Linked DNA regions of Homo sapiens: region 2 is linked to region 1. Evidence: chromatin loops called from intact Hi-C (ENCODE). Cell type or tissue: ovary. All regions are shown on one strand. Each heading gives the region's core, and the rest is flanking DNA. Links, peaks and the distances in the headings are about the cores only.

Region 1 (8,351 bases), core at 211-8,210:
CCACAAGAAACGGAAGCATGTACCCACTGAAACACTTGTACATAATGTTCATTGCATTTTTATTTGTAATAGCTGCAAACTGGAAAAAAAGACTACAATGTCCATTTGTGGGTGAACTGATAAACAATTATGCTAGATCCATTTAATGAAATACTAATAAGTAATAAAAGGTGAAAGAACCCAAATGTATGTATGAATGAATCTCAAAAACTTTATAATAAGCCAAAAAAGCCAGCCAGAAAAGAGTACATATAACATATTTTATGATTTCATTTACATGAAATTCTATGTCAGACAAGGTAAACTAGGGTGACAGAAAGTAGATCTGTGCCTGAGGTTAACATTGTTGGTTACATAGATTGCAATAAAACTTTTGGGGTTGATGAAAATGTCTCATGGCTTGATTGTGATTTTGGTTATATGGGTAGTTATATTTGTCAAGACTCATAGATTTATCCACTTATATCAATTTATTTCATGTAATTTATACTTCAATGAAGTTGATTTTTAAAATAGTGCATGAGGTATCCATTGTTTTTTAAAGTGAAGAAAATGTTATTTTTATTTTCCCTTTGTTTCCTTGTGCTGTAATAGTATTATTGGAGATATTTCTTTTTTTTATTATTATACTTTAAGTTTTAGGGTACATGTGCACAATATGAAGGTTAGTTACATATGTATACATGTGACATGCTGGTGCGCTGCACCCACTAACTCGTCATCTAGCATTAGGTATATCTCCCAATGCTATCCCTCCCCCCTCGCCCCACCCCACAACAGTCCCCAGAGTGTGATGTTCCCCTTCCTGTGTCCATGTATTCTCATTGTTCAATTCCCACCTATGAGTGAGAATATGCGGTGTTTGGTTTTTTGTTCTTGCGATAGTTTACTGAGAATGATGATTTCCAATTTCATCCATGTCCCTACAAAGGACATGAACTCATCATTTTTTATGGCTGCATAGTATTCCATGGTGTATATGTGCCACATTGTCTTAATCCAGTCTATCATTGTTGGACATTTGGGTTGGTTCCAAGTCTTTGCCAGAACAGAGCCCTCAGAAATAATGCCGCATACCTACAACTATCTGATCTTTGACAAACCTGAGAAAAACAAGCAATGGGGAAAGGATTCCCTATTTAATAAATGGTGCTGGGAAAACTGGCTAGCCATATGTAGAAAGCTGAAACTGGATCCCTTCCTTACACCTTATACAAAAATCAATTCAAGATGGATTAAAGACTTAAACGTTAGACCTAAAACCATAAAAACCCTAGAAGAAAACCTAGGCATTACCATTCAGGACATAGGCACGGGCAAGGACTTCATGTCTAAAACACCAAAAGCAATGGCAACAAAAGCCAAAATTGACAAATGGGATCTAATTAACTAAAGAGCTTCTGCACAGCAAAAGAAACTACCATCAGAGTGAACAGGCAACCCACAAAATGGGAGAAGATTTTCGCAACCTACTCATCTGACAAAGGGCTAATATCCGGAATATACAATGAACTCAAACAAATTTACAAGAAAAAAACAACCCCATCAAAAAGTGGGCAAAGGACATGAACAGATGCTTCTCATAAGAAGACATTTATGCAGCCAAAAGACACATGAAAAAATGCTCACCATCACTGGCCATCAGAGAAATGCAAATCAAAACCACAATGAGATATCATTACACACCAGTTAGAATGGCAATCATTAAAAAGTCAGGAAACAACAGCTGCTGGAGAGGATGTGGAGAAACAGGAGCACTTTTACACTGTTGGTGGGACTGTAAACTAGTTCAACCATTGTGGAAGTCAGTGTGGCGATTCCTCAGGGATCTAGAACTAGAAATACCATTTGACCCAGCCATCCCATTACTGGGTATATACCCAAAGGACTATTGGACATATTTCTAAAAAAAATAAAGTGAACTAAGTTTTTTTTTTCTTTTAGTTAGCACACTGGAAGCAGTGACATCATTTCAGCTGTTGTGTTTTTTTTTTTTAAGGAAGTTAACTTTACTAAGTGACATGCAGAAATAGTTTTAAGCCTGGTCATCAGCACTAAGAGCAATAAGATGTTCTCATTATATTTATTTTTAGTTCATACACAAAATGATTCATGTGAATTTAGCCCCTAATTCTAAGACTAAGAAAAAGAAAGAGAGGTTTATAATGTATTGTTTTTATCTCCAGCAGGTATTAGATTCTGGACATTTCTCCCCGACAGTAGCTTCTTAAGGTCCACCTGTATTGACATAAGTGTCAGATCTGTCATCAGTTCCAGGATGAAGAAAGATAATTTTCTTTTTCCCTGAGTTTGCATCTTTTCCCACTACATTACAAATGTCAATTTATGGCAGAAATAGCATTCTTTAATAATTATGTGAAAAAGTCATTACAAGAAAAGGGCCCTTTTCATATAATAAATTAGCCTAGGTTGTTTGCTTTAACAGAAACCCTCCATGCTGTGCAGATGGACCTTTTCTTACACTGCTCATGAGATTGTGGATTGACAGATTGCATGAAAGCCACATGGAATGCAGTAGGGGCAGCAGCAGAAGGGAGAGGTGGATTGCCTCCCCTGATCTCCTGATCAAAGGATCTAGATAATGCTACTACTCACATACAGAATATGTTTAGATTTATTGAGGCATCTCTTATTTTTGAATATGCCAAAACAGACAGACCCAGTTTTTTGCAAACAAATTGCCATTATTATGTGTAATGGAATTGGAATAAAGCGACTCCCATTTTTTATGTTACTGGATTGCTGTAAATCATCTGAAAGTGCACACCTCTTCCCACCTATATTTCTTAACCACTTTACTGCCAGAACTTATTTAAATCTTATCTCATATTCTCTTGTTTTCTTGCTGTCTAATTAGAAAACCACTTGACCATTACTGCCCCTGTGATCTATGTGATTTCTTTCCTTCTGATTTGGAGTCTTCCCAATATCAACTCTACCATTTATTTATTTTTTAATTTTAAAATATTTTAATGATCTAGATACTTTGAACTTTTCTAATTAGCTTGTATTTGTGCCCTGAAATATTTAAAACAAAATATTTGGAAGGATTTTGACATTTACACTCTCATGGTATTTGTATTTGCAGTTCCCTGAATGTGGTTTCTACGGAATGTATGATAAGATCCTGCTTTTTCGCCATGACCCTACCTCTGAAAACATCCTTCAGCTGGTGAAAGCGGCCAGTGATATCCAGGAAGGCGATCTTATTGAAGTGGTCTTGTCAGGTAGTATACTTTTATACCTTTTCTTTATCCGTAGATTAGAAGTTGTATTTGAAGAATTCTTGGGCATATGTTTTTAAGGAAACATAAAAAGCATATCTCAAACTCAGCTCCAAGAGAAGATGTTGGAGCTCTGTCCACATGAAAAAGGGAAACAAAAGGTTTCCCTTTAATTGGCTGTGTCCACACCCAGTACTGCTCCAATCACGTCTCTTGACTTAAGGCTTCCTCCCAGCCCCCTCTCAGCCTCTAGCAACATACAGATGGCGTCATTCAGCACCTTGAATCATTTGGACAGCAGCAAAAGCAAACAAGAAACTCACCAACAGTGAAGCTAAATTAGCTGTCAGGGCTGCAATTGTACAGAATGTGTGGAAGCCAAGAAATAGCACCAGGGCTAAGAAGCCTTTGACTTACTAAGGTCAAAAGTCCAGTAGCTATGAGGTAAGCCAAGACCAAGGAGGAAGCCAGAGCCCAGGAGTTAGAGAAGGTCAGGTCATGCCATGTGACGCTAGTTAACTCAGTCCCTGAGAAATGGCTACATTTGCCTCTGCTCACATTTTTTATTTCTTGTTTAGGATTTAGCAGTTAGTAATAGGACTGTGCCTAACCAAACAGAAAAAAAAGAATGTATTTAACCTTTTTAAAAAGCACCAGAGAACAACAGCTAGAGTGGAGATCCTTACAATGATACTCAATGCAATGATAATGTATCCAAATTTTTATTGTTTATTTTTGTTAAAAAGAGAATAATTATTGAGAAACTTGGATTGCCTTGCTCTTTTCTCCTCTCATGCCTTCTTTGTTTACCATCTCTTTGAATAAAAGAAGTCCAGCAGCATTACAGAGTCTCAAGTTTATTTCCTCAAGTTCCTCAACTTGTTCAGAGCCCAGTACTTGGATGCACTGATTATAATTCAATTTATCTTTGTTTTATTCACTTTGCTTTGATTCAGTCTAGTTCTCTTTTTTATCTTTATTGGTTGCCTACAGTTGTGTGAGATCCTGGGATTGCCACAACTTCATTGTGTAGATGGATCCTATAAAACAACTTTTTTGCTAGATAAAGGTAATTATTTTTCTGTTGCCTGCACCTGACCTCTCAAAACTACGGACTAGACATGTTGTTTTCTAAGTTTCCTGTTTCTGAACACTAAATTAATTATTCAGGGAAATCATGCACTGGATCAGTTCTTGCCATAATTCATATTAAACTCACAGCCAGGCTGCTTTGTAAATAATGTAATGTTTTATGAGTCCTTTTGCCTTGTGTCAATGTCCAGAAATATATGAGGACTTTTAAAATTGCATTTCTAAATATAATGTATTATTCTTTCCATTTTACTTTTGTTATCAAGCACTTTAGAGTAGTAGCAGACAGATTGAATGCAACCTGTGTGTGGGTGTATTTATGTAGGAGAGGACTGCTTATTTGCATGTTATCCCAGCATTAATGAGCCAGACCTGCTCTTCCCTCGTGTTGACCTGATGTAGCCCTCTAGAATTCCCTTGCTGCATGAGAACAGCATTCTGCTTTTCCTCTCCCATCTTTGCAAATTGAGAACTTCATTGTGCGTATGCCCTACCTCCCCTGCTGTCCACCCTTTATGTTCCATGTCTCCTGTTTTCCTGGCCACAGTTGTTGAGAGGGCATTTAAGAGCAGCCCATTTCCTTACCTGCTTTCCCAGCACCAGACTCCAGAAGGGCTCCCTTACTCTTACCAGCTATTTTGCTGGAATTTAAAAGGAGCTATTCTCTAACAGTTTAATTCTAGTTTTGAACGACATAGTGCCATTTTCCCAAAGTCATTGACCCTTTAAATTGTTCAGTTAGTATATCAATTACACACACACACACACACACACACGCACACTCAATTATGTTTAGATCTCCTGCGCTTACCTATAACCATCGACAGCAGTACTCTCCCAGCTCCTCTCCCACTCTATTGCTTAGCATTGTGATTTGCTCAATAAATGTTTATGTTTACAATAGTTTTTTAAACCATCCCACCCCTTTGTATTACAACCCTGTTTCTTACCCATATCTCTTATCTCTTTTCCCTTAGCCTTTTTAGGCCCTGAGTCTATTGTGATCAAATGCCTGATGTTCCTTTCTTTTTCCCGGTCTTTATGTCTTCCTTGCATCCTGACTCTCCTGAAGGTGATGCCCCATTTCCAAGAGGCTTTGCCTCTTATTTTCCTCCACTCTTAGTTGAGGAGTTGAGTGATATGGCCCTCTTCTGATTTCCCATTGCCATTTAATTATTTATGTCACCTTCTTTGCAGTGAAGTGATTTATTTTCCTTGAAGACTCATTTCCATTTAAGTATGGCAATAATTGTTGTCAGATTCCTAATTTTACTTTCCATTTTAAGTACTCATTCATCCTTGGTTTTGTTAACATACATATTTATGATTCTTCAGATTCCTTGTTATTTATTTTTATTATCAGTCACCCATAATGCCATTCCTGACTTCACCAATAAGACAAGGCTCCAGCTTCAAAATCTCCACTTGGTAGCACTCCTCTTCTCCTACTCTAGCCTGTCCTTCTTGTCCATCTCTACCAAGTGCACATTCCTGTTCCCTGACTTTTTCACTGTATTTTAATCACTAACTCCCTACCATTTTTGACCATATTTTTCTATTTCTTTTTTCTCCACATAGCATGCGACTTATTATATTCATGTCTTACACCACACTTTGATGGAGTTTCAATGACTTTGTATACCCGGGCAGGGCCTGCAATACCTGTTAGTAATCTGAATTACTTTACCACCCATTTTTGCCATTCTTTTCCCGAGCCACATAGGACACACAGTTCCCAGCCTACCTGACTAAATGCAGATCCAACTTTCACCTGGCCTAACTATTGTTCAGCAATCTTTCCCCCACCTCATCCTTTTGTTATCCATAGATATGAGGTTCTCAATAAATATGTATGAGTTCACTTATTAACTACTGGCTATGAGAATAAAGTTACTACATATATACCATTTTGTAAAAATATCGATTTGTTGTAAAATATTATTTCTAGATATATCCTCAGAAATAAACTGAACTTCAAGTCTTCTTGCTATGCATTCTTTTGGCCCACATAAGAGAAATCAGGGCCTATCAAGTGAGTAGGATTGTACCATGTTATAATTTGTGGCAAGGCGAGTGATAGCAGCAAGGACACTTCAGGCCATATGTGCAGGAGAGCTTGGATTACATACTCCTTCCTGACCTAGTCCCTGAAGGGGACACGAAGGGTGCTGCATTTTCCTTCTGAAGCCTGTAGTTTTACTGTTAAGTTTTATTTATCTGAACTTTCTTTTTCCTTATCACAAATTAAATTTTACTCTGTAGTTTGATGTAAACATAACCTGGTTGTTTTTATATTTAACTAACAATCTACCAGCAGGAACATTTTCTGACACAGGACTGCAGTAAAAATGAGAGAAAAAATAGGGAAAAATTTCAAGGTTAATTTTATTTCTTCAGACAACATCAAGATTTTTTTTTTTCTTTGCTTATATCATTTTCTGCTCAGACTTTTCATCATCTTTTAACTGCTTTGGGAGTGAAAACTAACCAAGCTGCTTCTGGCTAATTTGCTGATTTTTTTCTCCCTCCGTTTCTTTTTGAAAAACATGACTAGTGTGAGCTAGTACATTTAAACGCAGTAAGCCAGGAAAAGATTGCTCATGAGTAGATGGATTGGGTTATTGAGGAAAAAAATAACAACTGCATGAAAGTTCCCTACCCCACCTATCCCCACTACTGGCAAATTCTCTTTGTATGTTAAACAAAGGACTAGCATTCTTACTATTGTTAAGAAGTAGGAAAACACTGAACATGGAAATTTTTTTTTTTTTACCAGAGTGAAGTTCAAGTGTATGGTACTGAACTGTAAAATCAAGGTTGTGGAATGTATTTGAAGCCTTCTTCATGATGGGCCTCTATCAAATCCTGATAATTCAGCCTTAGCAAACAAATTAGTAACAGGACTACATTTACATGACTCAAAACACTGTTTGTTTGGTTGGTTTTGGCTTGATCTCTAATAATTATCAGTGTATATATGTGTGTGTTTATGTCTATATGTGTGTGTATCTTGTAGGTAGTTAAATAGAGACTAGAAAAGGACTACAAGAATTCCTCAAATAAAGTCACAGTTTTAAAAGTTTGAAAGATAAATGTTGAATCTTTCCTTCTTACACTTAAGGTTAAAAAATAAATGTTTTTCTTGGGCTTCTTTCATTATAGATTTACAGTAGATTATCTTGTATTATAACTTTTGCAAAAAGCTATTTCCACATGTAGTTAGTTTTTGGTCCTCACTATCAAGAGAAGGGAGCCTCATTAGAGAGCTGGCACTGTAGTCCAGGCAGAAGAGGCGTGGGCCTATTCTCGGGCTATGACAGAAGAGCTGAAAATGAGACAGAGAGGTCAAAAATATTTTAGAAGTAAAAGTGAACAAACATAATAACCATTTTGATGTAGTTGATGAAGGAGGAATGAAAAAATCAACAGAACTCTCAGGAGAGCTACAGCTATGTGAGAGTGCGATGACATTTCCTTTATCCCACCCCAAGTCTTGCCCTCAAACATTGTTCAATGTGTTTGCCAAATGATTCAGGTACTTATCTGAGGGGCTGAAGAACTAATTTCTCAGGAAGGTAGTATCATTGATTTCCTTCATGATTTTGTACAAGTTGCAAAACCTTTGGGCTTCAGGATTTATTTATTTATTTATTTATTTATTTTTTTTGAGACAGAATCTTGCTCTGTCACCCAGGCTGGAGTGCAGTGGCTCAATCTTGGCTCACTGCAACCTCCACCTCCCGGGTTTAAGCAATTCTCCTGCCTCAGCCTCTGGAGTAGCTGGGATTACAGGCGCACACCACCACGCTCGGCTAATTTTTGTATTTTTAGTAGAGACAGGGTTTCACTGTATTGGCCAGGCTGGTCTTGAGCTCCTGATCTTGTGATCCGCCTGTCTCGGCCTCCCAAAGTGCTGGGATTACAGGCGTGAGCCACCGTGCTCGGCTTGGGCTTCAGGATTTTTTTTGTTTGTTTTTTAATCAAACAAAAAGCTTCTACTAGATGAAAGTATCA
Region 2 (8,351 bases), core at 251-8,250, 60 kb after region 1:
ACCTTATAGATTGCTTAAGCATTTCCTCTCATTATATCAGTCTCAACTTGTCATAGCCAGCAAGAGTTTATGCTTCTCCCATTGCCAAAATTACCAGTTTTTTAAAAAAGTACTGAAAATCTTGGAAGATCTGTCGTTATTTTATTTTATTATGCAAATAATTTTGACCTCCAGAGATTATTTTGCTTCAGAAGCCTTATTTCTTCTGTACTGCTAACCAAACAGTTTACTCCATTTGTGCAACAATTTATAATGAACCATAAAAGAACTGATTATCTTAGGGTTTTTGGCTCAATTACCTGTTTCAAATGCTCAATGACTAAGAAAAGCATGTCATTTTCTCTTCTCTTGCACACTGGAGTATAACAATAGGCTGTGAATAGAGCAAATAAAAGAGACACAAATACCAGTATAAGGGGCCTATTGTGTTTAGTTTGTTGCCCTGTCATATGGTTTTAATTTAGGTTGGCTGATTGATTATGACAGACTAACAGATAGCCCATTGTTCCTCTCTTGGAATCTCTAGACACTTTAATATTCCTATTCTTATCTGTCCATTTTGATTCCTAAACTTAAATGAAATGGAATTACAGCATTCACTTTGTTTTCCTGTGCTAAGTGATTATCTCTGAAGTGCAATTTTGTGATTAGGCGAGGTGGCATGCATACACTCAACTAATGCTGATTTCCCCCAGGGTGCAGAACAGGTAAATTCATAATGAATGGATGTTGTGCTTTGATTTCAAATGGATGTAAAAACCTCACCACACTTCATAGTTTTATTTTAAAAATGTATTTAATTATTCTAAAATTAACAGGAGAATATTAAAATTGAACTTTAGAAATATGGCATTTAAACATAAGTCAAGGGTGCTAACTGCTTATGAATGTTAATCCTCTTCAAAAAATGAAAGAAAAAAAAAAAACAAATTTACCTAGCATAAATTGGAGGAGTGTCACTGAAAATCTTTAGTTTAATTATTTATATTCCTTCTGATTAATTCCAAAAATGTCTGAATCCAGCTTGGTATTTGTATTGTCAAATTCTAATGTGGCTTATTTTGAATACTAAAGTAATTATTCAACTAATCGTTGTGATAGTATTGTCATAGTTGTTTGGTCTGGAGGGGTGATTTTGGGGCTGAGGGGAGAAGCTAGAAGTTAAGAATTGACATAAAGTTTTCTCTTTAATTATTTTCTTTGATATTTTAAAAATAAATTTTCTACATGAGTATGAGAGACCAATTTTAAAAAGAATTTATTCTTCTCCCAATTGGACACATTTTGACCAAACCACCAAAGTAGGTGATTGGCACCCAAACCACACTTTTTTTCTGATCTACTTGGATTAAGCATTGACAATTATATTGTGGATCTTGAAGTGGGAAATGTGATATGCAATTTCTTAAACTTATTTGAATTGAGGAGGAAAGGAAAGGAAGGCAGAAGACAAGGAATATATTGAAGGCCTCAGTTTTCCCCAAAATTCTCGTAAAATAAAATCTTACAAAGTTAAGTTCATATGGTTCTGTTCTTACATTAATGGAAGTTTAAATTTTAAGGGACTGGAGAAGTCATCATCAGACAGACTGTCTCTTTTTAGGTATGAGAAACTGAGACTCGTGCTTATTGAGATGTCACTCCGGTAAAGGTCAGGCTTCCCCCAGGTCTTCTGCCTGCCAGGTGCTGTACTGTGCTATATTGTGCAGCCGCAACCTCAGGCTTACTGTGTGCACATAGGTCTGGAAAGATCCACCACTTTCCATTAGGACACTAAGAAAAAAGCTCATCTTTCCGCTGTCGATACCTTTCTATTTCTTGATTTCAGCAACAACAAAACAGCACAAACCACTTTTATAATACAATAAAAATATCATATGGAAAGATGTAATAAAAATGGATTTTAATATCCTGTATGAGTACCATACAGAATAAGCAACAGTAAGCAACACCAAAAAGTTCCCTACAACATGAATATGGTTGATTAAGGTGTATTTCTCAGAATGGACTGCAGTTCACCAGCGTATGTATTAAATCCCTCTCTTTGGCATGTTGGTGAAGTGGCTGCTTGGTTGTTGCTCAGTCATGATTTAAATGCTTAGTTATTATACATTGCCCAAGAGTTCAGACAGCTCTATCCCTATATAAGGAAGCCACTCATATTTTATATCTATCTTTCAACTGGACCCTGTAATGTACTTCTTCATTGTCAAACTCAAGGATACTATTTTTCGGATCTATCTGAATTCATCAACTTTCTTCTTTTCATTAATATTTTTGAATACCTTTCTCACTCATTTAAGTAAGAGAAAAAGTAAAATATTTTTTAAGTATCATCAGGTGTTTGTAAATCAGGTGTACTTATACTTTCATTCATGCTTTCTGCTATTTTTTTGGCTGTTTTTAAAGTGGTCTGAAACTTGGTCAAGCAGGAAGAGGAGAAGAGAGATGGTTGCTGTGCCACCAACTGTAAAACTATGGCTGGGAATAATGTCTAATGGCTGAAAGTGCAAGCTGTGTTGCATCTTATCTTCCCTAACTTTGCCTAGGGAGTTATATCCGTACTGGCATATTTATTATCTTGCATACTTTTTATTTACAGATCAGAGTGCCTATTCAACTTACTTTTCAACATCACTATTTTTACAGCTTCCGCCACCTTTGAAGACTTTCAGATTCGTCCCCACGCTCTCTTTGTTCATTCATACAGAGCTCCAGCTTTCTGTGATCACTGTGGAGAAATGCTGTGGGGGCTGGTACGTCAAGGTCTTAAATGTGAAGGTAAGTTATTTTCTTCCCATGCAAGTTAAATGTGTGCTGTTCTCCTGTGTTTATCGCAGCAGAATTCACAATTGCAAAGATACGTAAAAGCTAAGTGCCCATCAACCAATGAGTGGATAAAGAAAATGTGGTACATATATACATATATATACGCACATATATATGTGTGTATATATACATTTTCTTCATCCACTCGTTTGGTTGAGAAAATATAGGTTTTTTTGTGTGTATACATACATAGATCTATCTATATATACACCTATTACATAAGTCTATGTATATATACACCTATGTACATAGATCTATGTATGTATACACATATATACATATACACACATATATACAAACATGTATATACATTGGTGTGTGTGCGTGTATACACTCCACATTCTCTTTATCCACTCATTGGTTGATGGGCACTTAGGTTGATTCCATACCTTTGCAATTGTGAATACAATTCACAATATGCATTATATATATACACCATGAAATACTACTCAGCCATGAAAAAGAACAAAATAATGTCTTTTGCAGCAACTTGGATAGAACTGGAGGCCATTATCCTAACTGAAGTAACTCAGGAACAAAAGCCAAATACCACATGTTCTCATTTATAAGTGGAAGCTAATCTGTGGGTACACAGGGGCACACACAGTGGTGTAATAGACATTGGAAAATCAGAAGCAGGAGGTTCAGAGGTGGCTGAGGGATGAAAAACTACCTATTGTGTACAATGAACATAAACCATTTGGGTGACAGCTACACTAAAAGCCCAGACTTTACCACTATATAATTCATTCATGTACTGAAAACCACATGTACACCTAAAGCTAATGAAATAGTAAAAAATAAAAAATAATGCATGATGGAGCTATCTGCTTATGTTGTGCCCTCTACAATAGTGTAGCAGTATCTCCCCGAAGTATCTTCCAGGCATTTAGGGGGTACATGGATTCTCTTCTGTTCATTTCTTTAAGTTTCCTGTCTTGAACAAAGTTGGTCTGACCTGGGAACCCTTATTCTCACATCTTTTCTCCCTTATCATGTGGACATGTTTCACCCCTATATGGTGCTCAATATTTTATCAGCCGACTAAAAATAAAATTTGCCTAGTAAATAAGTCAGAAATTGGAATAGTAGACATTGAATACACATTTGTTGAAATGAGCAGAGATTCAGGAAATTAAACCGTCTAAGTTCACTCAGCTGTTGAGTCGCGAGCTGGAACATGTATCTGCATTTCTGCACCAACAACATAATTTTATCATAATGTGGAAAGAACACTTTGAACTGCACAATTCAAGGTGCTAGGACACCATGATATAATCTTTAAAACTGGCGCAATTGTACTCTATTCTCTTTGGATTGGGAGGGCAGGGTTAGAGTTCTTTGAACTTTGACAAATATAACTGAGCATTTATTATGCAACCTACAAATAAACTATCCACAATTTTTGAATTTCTGTCTGTGAAGAGGGAAGCTAGCAGACAATAATCTGGAAGAAACTCTGCCTAAAATCTGGTTTTATGAAAATTTGTCTGTCCGGACTGCTGTGTGACACATGGAGAGATTCTAAGTAATGGCCTCCAGCTACGTGGGGAATATGAATATTAAAAATATTGAAAAGAAACTGACACTTGCCTAGGTGGGAAATCTGTTTCCAATTATTGATCACCTACCATGTGGAAACCAGCATGTGAGGTACTTTATATATCTTCTTAGTAATTCTACAAGGTAGTTATTACCTCCATTTTAGAGACGAGAAAACTGAGGTGAAACTTTGTTCCAGGCCATGTAGACAAGCAAGTTATGAGGCCCAGATTCAAATTAGTGTTGTCTAAAACTTGTGATGTGCTGTGATTAATATTCCTTTATGTGTCCACTCACATTTGAACTTACGGCAGCTAAAAGTGGCTCAGATTATCTAATTTGAGTTAATTTCTATATCCCTTCAAGCCTAAGACTGTTATATCACAGAACATTTTTAAAAATGATACCTAGCATAGTTCCTGAGCTTGTGCAATAAGATCAGAATTCAAAACCCATTAACAAATTGGAAAAAAAATTCAGAGAATGTTCAAAAGAAAATGTGAATTTCCAAATACTCTCAAGGAAAATGGAAGCTGTACTATTTTTTAAATTTCTACTTTACACTAATATTGGAATCACTTTTTAATTTATGGTTCAATAAAAATAATTTTTATTTTCCCTTTCCAGGGTGTGGTCTGAATTACCATAAGAGATGTGCATTTAAAATACCCAACAATTGCAGCGGTGTGAGGCGGAGAAGGCTCTCAAACGTTTCCCTCACTGGGGTCAGCACCATCCGCACATCATCTGCTGAACTCTCTACAAGTGCCCCTGATGAGCCCCTTCTGGTATGGCTTCCTGTTTACCCACTTCCCCATTTACATGAGAAATCTGTGGGGTGATGTGATAGCAATGTCAATCCAAGACAGGGCGCTAGGAGGGAGAATGCAGCCAGGGTGTTAATGACAGTGTTTCTTCAGGGCTTGTGCTGTAGATTGGTCAGTGTCTCATCAAATATCCAACAGTTTTGAGTTTGCTTTTATCTCTGAGCTTAGTGAAATGATAAAATATGTGAGGTTTTATCGTGGTCACAGGGCCAGAGCAGCACGAACTAATGTGTTAATGTTGCAAAACATCGCTTGTCAAAATTTGGAAACCAGAGAGATACAAAATGTTCTCTGAAGATTATTAGAGGAATTTGTGGCATGGCTGAATATTTATTTTGGGAGGAAACTTGAAATTTGCTCTTGTGAAACCATGAAAGTCTTTATTGCTTGGCATACTGGCATACATGCCAGCTTATTGTCAAAAACTGATTGATAAGTCCTGTGAGAAAAATAGGACTTAACACTTTAAATATTTCCATTAGCTCTAGAATATATATATATATATATATATGGAAGAATATTAACTATATCCATAAGATATATATTTTTATATATTATATATATTATATAGTATATATTTTATATATATTATATATAAAATATGCAAATAAATATATATATATCTTATGGATATGGTTAATATTCTTCCTTAAGAAAGTTAAATTTGGATTTTCCAAACATTCGAAACAAAATAAAAATTGTGGTAATTATGTGAATTATTTAAAATAAAAACACATTCTGAAATACGCTAATAGTTTGAGGATTTAAATTTCCCATATTTACCCCCTCTATCTCCCGATGGATATTACAATGATGCTTTATAATCCTGTTACTGTAAAAATCAATTAGAGAGAAAAAAATTTTGAAAATACTTAAACATTTAGGTTGAATAGATCCCTCTTGGAGTGGAGAGTGGTAACAAATTCTGAAGACATCTATAAGAAGTTGTATAAATTACTTGTTTGGAAAATATTTTATTGTGATCACGATCTTTATATCACCAAAATTTTTTTACAGTGTAAACCAGGAGTATAAATGAAATGAATTATTTTAATAATTAGGAAAATCCCATACTCTTTTATAAGGCTCTCTTTTAGGGGTTTCTTGTGTTTTCAGTACATCACTAAGTGAACCTAGTTGGAGAAGGCAGGTACTAAATTTCACCAATAACTAGAAGAACATATTATAACTTCATACCTATTCAGAATATGTATGCATGATCATATATTATTCCATGAAGTTCTATTAATTGAAATTATGATATTCTTACTGATAAGTGCTTAAGTCAAAGTCTGTGTTTTAAAATAATCCTATGTCATCTTCTCAGCTCAGAAGTTCTTTGAGTTTGAATTTTTGCAATTAGTGATTTTACAAGTTACAGCAATTACTCTTGCTTTTAAGCATAGCTGCTGAGAGTCATGATGTTTATAAGATAGACATTTAAAAATAAGTTTAAGAAACAACATTGTAAATTATGCATATATGTATATAAATGTATGGTTTCTATATAAATCTAATTTAGCTTATGTAAGTATAATTTAACACGGATTTTTGTGTTTTTAAACCAACTTAAAGCAATAAAAGCTTAAAAGCAATAAAAGCAATAAAACCAAATTAAAGCAATAAAATAATGCTTTATGTAACCAAATTAAATAACCACTAAATTATTTGAATTATTTGATACGTTACATAAAATGTTGAAATTAAATGGTGAATTAAAATTTTTTTGTAAAATGCTTAAAATCTATTTTATAAGTACACATTTTTAAAATTAGACTTTGTCAAGAATGCTTGTAAAATTATGATCAAATCAGATATTTATTAAGTGAGAAAATATTGGAGCCACAAGATACTTTTTAAAGCTACTGGGATGGGAGTCATAAGCTTTCGTAACCTTGTGTAAAATGCCTTCAGGTAAACTTTAAATGAGAAATGCATTTGGAAGTAATGTTTGTGACACTATTTGACACACTGGTTCTCAGAATCATGTTTTAAACACAGCAAAGCCCTTTGTGTCCTTATGGGGTGCCTACTTGTCTTTGTTTTTACCCAATCCCTGAGAAAGTAGGAAACATTGGCCCACCTTGAGGAGGACACATATTTCCCTGTTGCCTTTGTTCCCTTTCATGTCTTCGCTTCTTCATACGGGAACAAAAGCACCCTGCTCGACCAAGGCACACGGGGAGTACCATGCCTATATCCCTTTTCAACCCAGTAACACCAATAACTATAGTTTAAAAGTTATAGTGGGTGCCTAATAAGAGGTGATATTATAGCAATAATAGTAAAACCTTTGGGTTCTATATACATTAAAGAATAATTTCCATTTCCAAAAAGAATGATGGCCTGACCCTTGTAAAGACAGCATTGCTCATTAAGGCCACTAGACCATTTATTTTGCAAGTCTGCCATGGTAAGTATATTTTCTCTCAAATATGAGAAAGTTATATTTTCCATAAATGATTGCCTATTTTGACTATAAAGTTTCTTTTTCAGATACAGATTACGACATTGGTAATTCTGTTTGTTTATCCATTTGGGCACAGAAATTCAATCTCAGATTTCTCTAATGTTAAGATAGAAAAAATATTATAATAGCATAGATCACATGACAAACTTCAACTGTCATCAACTTTGGCAGTAAACTATCCATTATGCTATCCATAAAACAGTCCATCTTTAAAAAATTCCAAGATGTGGTCAATTTATAACAGTTCTGTGGGCATGGATTTTTTTTTTTGTAAACTATCATCAGTATTAGAAGGAAACAAGAAAAACTCAGCAGATTCTTAAGTGGAACACATTAATACACTGTATCATTATCTATAAGTATATTTATCAAATTATATCAGTTTTATGGACTTTTGGGCAACTGTAGAAGAAGTTAGTATTAAATGAGTCTATTATTTCTGTATGCTTTACTCATCTTTTTATTTTATTTACATGTGTTCTTGTGGTATTTGGGAAAAGTCAAAGCCAATTGAACCCACACCAGGCAAGGGTTAGTCTTAGGCAAAAAGTTATTATAATATAATAATCTGTTGTAGAACGTCTGTTCCTAGGTGTAAAGGAAAACTTTAATCAGATAAACTCTCCCATGAGGGACAATGATAAAAGCCGAATAAAATATAACATAACAAAACACTATTTGAA

What was found. Peaks named below come from ENCODE experiments on the same cell type or tissue, not always from the same donor. Only the 100,000 strongest peaks of a DNase experiment are listed, where the experiment ranks them.
Region 2: it touches region 1 in a loop (4-fold over the local background); 2 of 110 quality-filtered maps call a loop at or near these places.

Annotation. Positions count from the first base shown.
Region 1 is chr14:29,720,433-29,728,783 of GRCh38, reverse strand. PRKD1 (protein kinase D1) reads left to right here. Exons shown (of 18, transcript NM_002742.3): 2 at 3,110-3,248. Among named protein-coding and RNA genes, the nearest start is that of PRKD1, 200 kb to the left of the region's middle. In ovary, for the core only: no CTCF peak of the experiment used is centred there; no DNase peak of the experiment used is centred there; H3K27ac peaks cover 508 bases.
Region 2 is chr14:29,660,507-29,668,857 of GRCh38, reverse strand. It overlaps PRKD1 (protein kinase D1), which reads left to right. Exons shown (of 18, transcript NM_002742.3): 3 at 2,650-2,781; 4 at 4,999-5,159. Among named protein-coding and RNA genes, the nearest start is that of PRKD1, 260 kb to the left of the region's middle. RefSeq lists an enhancer at 4,868-5,432. In ovary, for the core only: no CTCF peak of the experiment used is centred there; no DNase peak of the experiment used is centred there.